Linked DNA regions of Homo sapiens: regions 2 and 3 are each linked to region 1. A link is an interaction called in ENCODE POLR2A ChIA-PET data of the cell type or tissue named here. Cell type or tissue: OCI-LY7. All regions are shown on one strand.

Region 1 (2,500 bases):
GACAGTTAAAACCATTATCTTAAGAAAAAAAAAGACAGATAAGGAGTTAGTTCATGATTCAAAAAGCATTTACTTAGTTCCAACCATATAGCAAGCATTGTACAAGACAAACTTTCCACTGGGAAATAACAATTTTGGGGTGCTAAGGACCTGGCGACTGAGAAAGTGGTAAAACAGGTCACTAAGAAAAATGTGGTATTTCTGAGTCATCAAATTTGTGATAATCTACATAATGAACACGAGACCATCTCCTCAAAATGATGTGTAATGAAAAAGAGCTAAGAGCAAAGCTTCAACCCAATTTATATATAAGTGGTATATAAAAGAAGAAAGCAGTAACAAAGAAAACAAACATTTAGCCAGAGAGAGGAGAAAAACCATTAAGGTTTATTACAGAAGACAAAGGAGAAGTGAATGTTAAGCAGCAAAAAAACAAATGCTAAAAAAGACAGGAATGGATGAAAAGTGAAAAGACAAAGATTTAGCCATTTGGAACTCAGTTTTATCTTGGAAATAATAGCATGTTTACGGCCAGATCCGTCCAGCTAATGTTTATCTACCTAGTTAAGTAAGAAATGTGTTTACTTACACTTAAGAAAGCTGAACACTAGTAGAAATAATAGTCAAACTTCAGAAAGTAATTGAGTAAGAGTTGAGAAATTGGAGACACCTAGAATGGACTATAACAACCTTGGAGATAATGGGAAGGAAGTAACGTACTTTTCAAGATTAAGTCTGATAAGGCAGAGAACCCAGCATGGAGCATTAAGAGGAAGAAAAATAGTAGAGGAAAGAAGGGCTAAGATTAAAAACAGAGATAATAAGCTTTTGAAATGAAAACACTTTATTCTTTAAGACAGACTGAGGAAAAAGGGTATAAAATATGAAATGAAAAAGGAATAAGAGAACTAGGGATAGGACTGTTCATTTGAGCACAGTAGAATGGTTCCAAATAACTAACATGCAGAATGAAACAGATCAAAAAGATAAAAATTACCAGGAAGGAACCTGCATAAACTAGGAAGGGAAAATGTTAATTTGTACTAGAAACCTCTCAAGGCAGGAAACTGATGAAACTCTAGCAACGCTAGGCAGCACATGAAGAGGAAACAAAAGCAGAAGAAATGAACAGTTGTAATTAATTAAAATGACAGACTAGAAATTGTGTGAAGACAGTTAAAGAGATTTTGGAAATCTCAGGTATTCAAAATAATAAAGTCAAGACGTCTATGTATGTGGCTTAATCTGGATTAAGTTTTTCATTAAAGAAGTAAATATTGAAAAAAGCTTTTAAGAAATATTCTCTGCAATGATGTGATTACTGCAATAACTTTATTGGAAGAAAAAGGGGTCAGTATTACTGTTCAATGATTTGCAGACATTTGTGCAAAAACAGTATTGGCAATTAGAATAATCCAAGTCCAGTTGAGCCTTTCTGAGTAAGATTAGTAATCAAAGATCCATCTAATGAAGAACAATTTAATTGTTCTATTCATATAACCAGAACCAGTATCTCCAAGGTGTATTATTGGTCAGCAGAGCAGCAAAGCAGGACATGACCTGAGAAGCTGTGCTACCTATTATATATGGAAGCGACTATAGACTCTAGTGACAAATTAGTGGTTTAAAGGGTACTTACCTTCAAGGAAAAAAAAAAGTCTCTACTGACATCAAAACCTTATTTAAAATATAAATACTTAAAGAAAATTAATGTATACTCAATTATTATGATAGTAAGCACACAGAACAAGAGAAGGGAAGAGGAAAGAATCGGATATAAAAGCTATTTTGCCTTAATTCAGCCATAAATAGGTCACCAAAATCCTCTTAATTACCACATTTGATATAAACAATTGGAGGTAGCTCTCAATTATGTCTTTTCCTTACTGTCATCACAATTGAAAATTTAACAACATCATTAATAAGTTTTTCATTTCCTTTTCCATTGCTAAATTTCCATGAATACTATAACATAAACCATAAGAATATCAATGTATAGAACAATATTACCCATCTGGCCAGGCGCGGTGGCTCATGCCTGCAATCCCAGCACTTTGGGAGGCCAAAGTGGGTGGATACCTGAGGTCAGGAGTTAGAGACCAGCCTGTCCAACATGGTGAGACCCCATCTCTACTAAAAATACAAAAATTAGCCGGGCATGATGGCATGCGCCTATAATCCCAGCTACTCAGGAGGCTGACACAGGAGAATCGCTTGAACCCAGGAGGCAGAGGTTGCAGTGAGCCAAGATCATGCCACTGCACTCCAGCCTGGGCGACAGAGTGAGACTCTTTCTCAAAAAAAAAAAAAAAAAAGAGAACAATATTACCCATCTAATAGCCACTCAAGTGACTGTTAGCCAATGAACACCATGATTTTAAATCAACTAACAAGAATATCAGTGATCCTAGCACTATAAAATCTCATCAAAATAGGCCGTTATTTGAAGTTGACAAAGAATACTGTCAAATAACATGAAAGGTAAGAATAGTCAATTCCC
Region 2 (2,500 bases), 140 kb after region 1:
GTTTCTGGGAGATGAATATAATAATAGTATTTCTCTCATAGGCTTGTTGTGAGGTTTAAATGAGTTAATGCAGGTAAATTACTTAGAACGTTACCTGGTGTTATGGTCTGAATGTTTGTGTTTCCCCAAAATTCATATGTTGAAATCTAATCACCAAGATGATGGTATTTGAAGCTGGGATCTTTGGGAGGTGATTAGGTCATAAGGACAGGGCCATCATGAATGGGATTAGTGCCCTTTGAAAGAAGACCCCAGGCTGGGCACAGTGACTCACGCCTGTAATCCCAGTACTTTGAGAGGCTGAGGCCAGAGGATTGCTTGAGTCCAGGAGTTTGCCTAGCCTAGGTAACATAGTGAGACCCAGTCTCTACAAAAAATAAAAAAGTTAGGCCAGGCGAGGTGGTTCATGCCTGTAATCCCTGCGCTTTGGGAGGCTGAGGTGGGTGGATCACTTGAGGTCAGGAGTCCTAGACCAGCCTGGCCAACATGGTGAAATCCCATCTCTATTAAAAATGCAAAAATTAGCCAGACATGGTGGTGCATGCCTGTAATCCCAGCTACACAGGAGGCTGAGGCAGGAGAATTGCTTGAACCCTGGAGGTGGAGATTGCAGTAAGCTGAGATGGTGCCACTGTACTCCAGCCTGGGCAACAGAGTGACACTCTGTCTCAAAAAAAAAAAAAAAGTTAGCTGGGTGTGGTGGCATATGCCTGTAGTTCCAGCTACTCCAGAGGCTGAGGTGGGAAGAATGCTTGAAGCTGGGAGGTTCAGGTTGCAGTGAGCCATAATTGCACCTCTACACTACCCTGGGCAACACAGCAAGACCCTATCTCTAAAAATAAAAATAAAAAGACTCCAGAGGGCTAGCTAGCCCCTTCCACCATATAAGGACACAGCAAGAAGGTATCATCTGTGGCCAAGGAAACAGGCCCTCACCAAATACGAAATCTGCAGGCACTTTGATCTTGGACTTCCCAGCCACCAGAACTGTGAGAAATAAATTTCTGTCATTTACAAGCCACCTGGTCTATGGTATTTTGTTATAGCAGCCCAGGCTGACTAAGACAAATGGCACAAAGTTTTACCTACTGTTATTATCTCAGCTTCCCCTATCAGGCAGTTCCTGATTTAAACACCAAGAAATGCCCACTTGTACTTATCACCCTAAACTTCACCAGCAGTAAGAAGACCCCCATCACGGAAAATTAAGCATCCCTGTCTCACCCTCTCAGATCCATAATGAAGAGAGCTGGACTTTTAAAGTAATTGTCCTTGGCCAGGCTTGTGCCTGTAATCCCACCACTTTGGGATGCAGAGGTGGGCGAATCACCTGAGGTCAGGAGTTCAAGACCAGCCTGGCCAAGATGGTGAAACCCCGTCTCTACTAAAAATACAAAAAAATTAGCCCAGCATGGTGGTGGGTGCCTGTAATCCCAGCTACTCAGGAGACTGAGGCAGAGAATTGCTTGAACCCAGGAGGTGGAGGTTGCAGTGAACCGAGATGGTGCCACTGCACTCCAGCCTGGGCGATAGAGTGAGACTTCGTCTCAAAAAAACAAAAACAAAAACAAAAACAAAAATTAGCTGGGCATGATGGTGCGTGCCTGTAGTCCCAGCTGCTCAGGAGACTGAGACAGGAGAATCTCTTGAACTCGGGAAGTGGAGGTTGCAGTGAGCCGAGATCGTGCCACTGCACTCCAGCCTGGGCAACAGAACGAGACTCTATCTCAAAAAAAAAAAAGTTAAATTAAATTAAAATTAAAAATTAAAAATAAGTAAATAAATAAAGTAATTGTCCTTGGATACTAGGGGAGAAATGCTTGAGGGATGTTTTCCCTCTGGTGGGAAATTGAAAAGTGCTCCTCTTCCAGGACTCAAAGTTGGCCATCACCCCACTTGTGTTGTTATCTCATCAGGCCTTTGGGGGCTCAGCTGGCACTGTTGAGGGACTGCTAAAAATGCCCGATAGGTCAAAGCAGGTCCTGCGGCTGGAAGACTCACACTTTAAAGGAGATAAGACATTCATTCATAGGGAGCAGTCAGATAATACAGAAGGCAGCCTCTGATCAAGCTTCCCCAATGTGTGGTTGAGAGCGGGGTGCTCAGGTGCTCAGGAGAGAGAGAGGTCAGTGCAAACAGCTCAGCCCCGCTAATCTCAACATTTGCCCTTCAGACCTCTTTCTCAGGGATAATAAGGTTTTCTCTTATTTTCTTCTCCTCCTCCTCTTTCTTCTAGAATTTATTTGCCATATGTTTCAGAGAAAAACTCAGAATATTGAGGCTGGATAAGAGCTTAAAGTGACTTTTCTCGAAGTGTGGTCGTCAGACTCCCTGCTTGAGAATTATCTGGAGTGTTCATTAAAACTGCTGATTCCTGGGCCAAACCCTGGGCTACTGAATTAGACTCTGGGGCAGGGGGTGCACTGGGACTCCGCATTTTTAAGAAGTTTCATAGATGCTTTTTATGCACACTTTAGCATGAGAACTGTTGATGTGGAAG
Region 3 (2,500 bases), 140 kb after region 1:
AGTTGCTCCAAGGCCAGATGTGAATTATTCACAGGGCTAAAAAGTGTCCCTTCTGCAGCTTGATGAATCGTTCCAAACTTAACAAACCTCTTTTGTCCTCTCATTTATAATATAAGAAGTTGAATTACTAAGTTTCTTTTCCCTTTTTTTTTTTTAAATGAGATGGAGTTGTGGTGGTGGGGGGGGGTCTCATTATGTTGCCCAGGCTGGTCTCAAACTCCTGGGCTCAAGTGCTTCTCCTGTCTCAGTTTCCCAAAGTGCTGGGATTACAGGTGTGAGCCACCAGTGCATGGCCCAGAATCACTAAGTTTCCTTGCTGCTTCTTAACTTAAAAGATCAATAACTTTCATTTTCTAAGCATCTTTTTTGAGTCTGCAAGAGGCTGCCTTACAGTTAACAAAATTGCTCTCATAAAAACTCAGACCATGAACTGTTGGTAAATTGAGTTTTTAATGTAATATTTAAATGTAATCATATTTGGGAATATCATATTTATCATTTGAAGAACTCGCTCCTAAAACACTATCATAATCACTATAGCAAGTTGCTGTTTTTAACCAGAAGTGGTTAAGAGAGATAAATGTGCCAGGTGCAGTGGCTCACATCTGTAATCCCAGCACTTTTTGGAGGCCAAGGTGGGAGGATGGCTTGAGCCCAGGAGTTTGAGGCCAGCCTGGACAGCATGGTGAGACCACATCTCTACAAAAAATTGTTTTAAAAATTAGCCAGATATGGTGGTGTATTCCTGTGGTCCCAGCTACTGGAGAGGCTGAGGCAGGAGGATCACTTGAGCCCAGGAGGTGGAGGCTGCAGTGAGCCATTTTTGTGCCACCGCACTCCAGCCTGAGTGACAGAACAAGACCCTGTCTCAAAAAAAAAAAAAATTATTTTCAGCACATAACTTGTGTTTACTTTAAAAATCAGAAATAGGGCCAGCAAGGTGGCTCACACCTGTAATCCCAGCACTTTGGGAGGCTAAGTCAGGTGGATTACTTGAAGTCAGGAGTTGGAGAACAGCCTGGCCAAGATAGTGAAACTCCATCTCTACTAAAAATTTAAAAATTAGCCAGGTGTGGTGGCGTGTGCCTGTAGCCCCAGCAACTTGGGAGGCTGAGGCAAGAGAATCACTTGAACCCTGGGGGCAGAGGCTGCAGTCAGCTGAGATTGCATCACTGTGCTCCAGCCTGGGCAACAGAGCAAGACTGACCCCCCAAAAAAATAAAAATTAAAATTAAAAATAAAGAAAATAAAAATTAGAAATACGTTTCTACTGGGGGGATAAAAAACCCCAGAAAACTTCTGTTGCTCATAGGCACTGGTTTAAGAAGGTGAATTGCAGGTTGTCCCAAATACAAAAACATACTTTCACTTCTGCAGCTTGTGCAGCCTTTGACCAGCACTGATATGTAACTAAATTTGAAATAATTTTGACACGCCACACCCTAGCATTAACTGTTGGAGCCACTGGCACTGGCAGGAACTAGAAGGCAGTGCCGCCAAGCCCTAACATTTTTGGCTGTGAAGACAAGATAAAATAAAGCATGTATGCTCAGGACAGCTTCCTGGAAGCCAGGTGTTAGCTTTTTCCTGCCAGTGTCATTGTCAAGTTCACTTTCTGAGTGTTTTGGGCTAATTGGATAGCACCGTGAGCCCACTGACGCCTTATGTCTTCACACCGCAATGAATACATGAAAAAAGAATTGGACATTCCTAATACTCCTCAATAATTTTAGTTCCTTTTGTTCTCTAGTCACCTTTTTAAAGAAACATCTTTTTCATTATAGCAGTGAGGAAATGGCTCATTGAGATATGAACAAACCTACGCTGACAAATCCCTACAAGAGGATGAATGGGGCCAGGCACAGCGGCTCGTGCCTCTTAACACACTGAACCTGGTAAATCCCAGCACTTTGGGAAGCTGAGGTTGGCAGATCACTAGAGGTCAGGAGTTTGAGACCAGCCTGGACAACATGTTGAAACCTTGTCTCTACTAAAAATACAAAAATTAGCCAGGCGCGTAATTAGCATGCCTGTAATCCCAGCTACTCAGGAGGCTGAGGCAGGAGAATGGCTTGAACCCAGGAGGTGGAGGTTATAGTGAGCCGAGATCATGCCACTGCATTCCAGCCTGGGTGACAGAGCAAGACTCTGTCTCAAAAAACAAACAAACAAACAAAAAACAGGATGAAAGGTGATGAGCACCACCTTGCTGATGAGATGGTAAGAGACTGCTTCCTCCATGGTAGATAGGAAGGATGGGCCTGAGGGTCTCAGGGGTGATGCCAGGTTTATTGTGTTGGATCACGATGTGGGCTCCTGTTGAGAGCATGTGGTGAGACTACACTCTTGAGGTCAGAGAGAGGAATTTTCTCAATGGGGTGTGTGTGTGTGTGTGTGTGTGTGTGTGTTTGTGTATTGGGGGGATCATCCCAGGGAAAAGGCTGGCCTTCAGTAGAGGACCAGAAATTCGAGGGCAGGCAGGCGAACAGCACCAGCAGCC

Evidence for each region. ChIA-PET counts read pairs that join two places held together with the same protein. Peaks named below come from ENCODE experiments on the same cell type or tissue, not always from the same donor. Only the 100,000 strongest peaks of a DNase experiment are listed, where the experiment ranks them.
Region 2: POLR2A ChIA-PET joins it to region 1 with 5 read pairs; 2 of 35 experiments call an interaction of 5 or more read pairs at or near these places.
Region 3: POLR2A ChIA-PET joins it to region 1 with 6 read pairs; 2 of 35 experiments call an interaction of 5 or more read pairs at or near these places.

What each region holds. Positions count from the first base shown.
Region 1 is chr4:152,463,547-152,466,046 of GRCh38, forward strand. All of the region lies in intron 2 of FBXW7 (F-box and WD repeat domain containing 7), which reads right to left. Among named protein-coding and RNA genes, the nearest start is that of MIR3140, 25 kb to the right of the region's middle. In OCI-LY7, no CTCF peak of the experiment used is centred here; a DNase peak (open chromatin) is centred at 1,085; H3K4me3 peaks cover 828 bases; H3K27ac peaks cover 1,619 bases.
Region 2 is chr4:152,607,645-152,610,144 of GRCh38, forward strand. No RefSeq gene overlaps it. Among named protein-coding and RNA genes, the nearest start is that of TMEM154, 71 kb to the right of the region's middle. In OCI-LY7, no CTCF peak of the experiment used is centred here; no DNase peak of the experiment used is centred here.
Region 3 is chr4:152,599,862-152,602,361 of GRCh38, forward strand. No RefSeq gene overlaps it. Among named protein-coding and RNA genes, the nearest start is that of MIR4453, 65 kb to the left of the region's middle. In OCI-LY7, no CTCF peak of the experiment used is centred here; no DNase peak of the experiment used is centred here.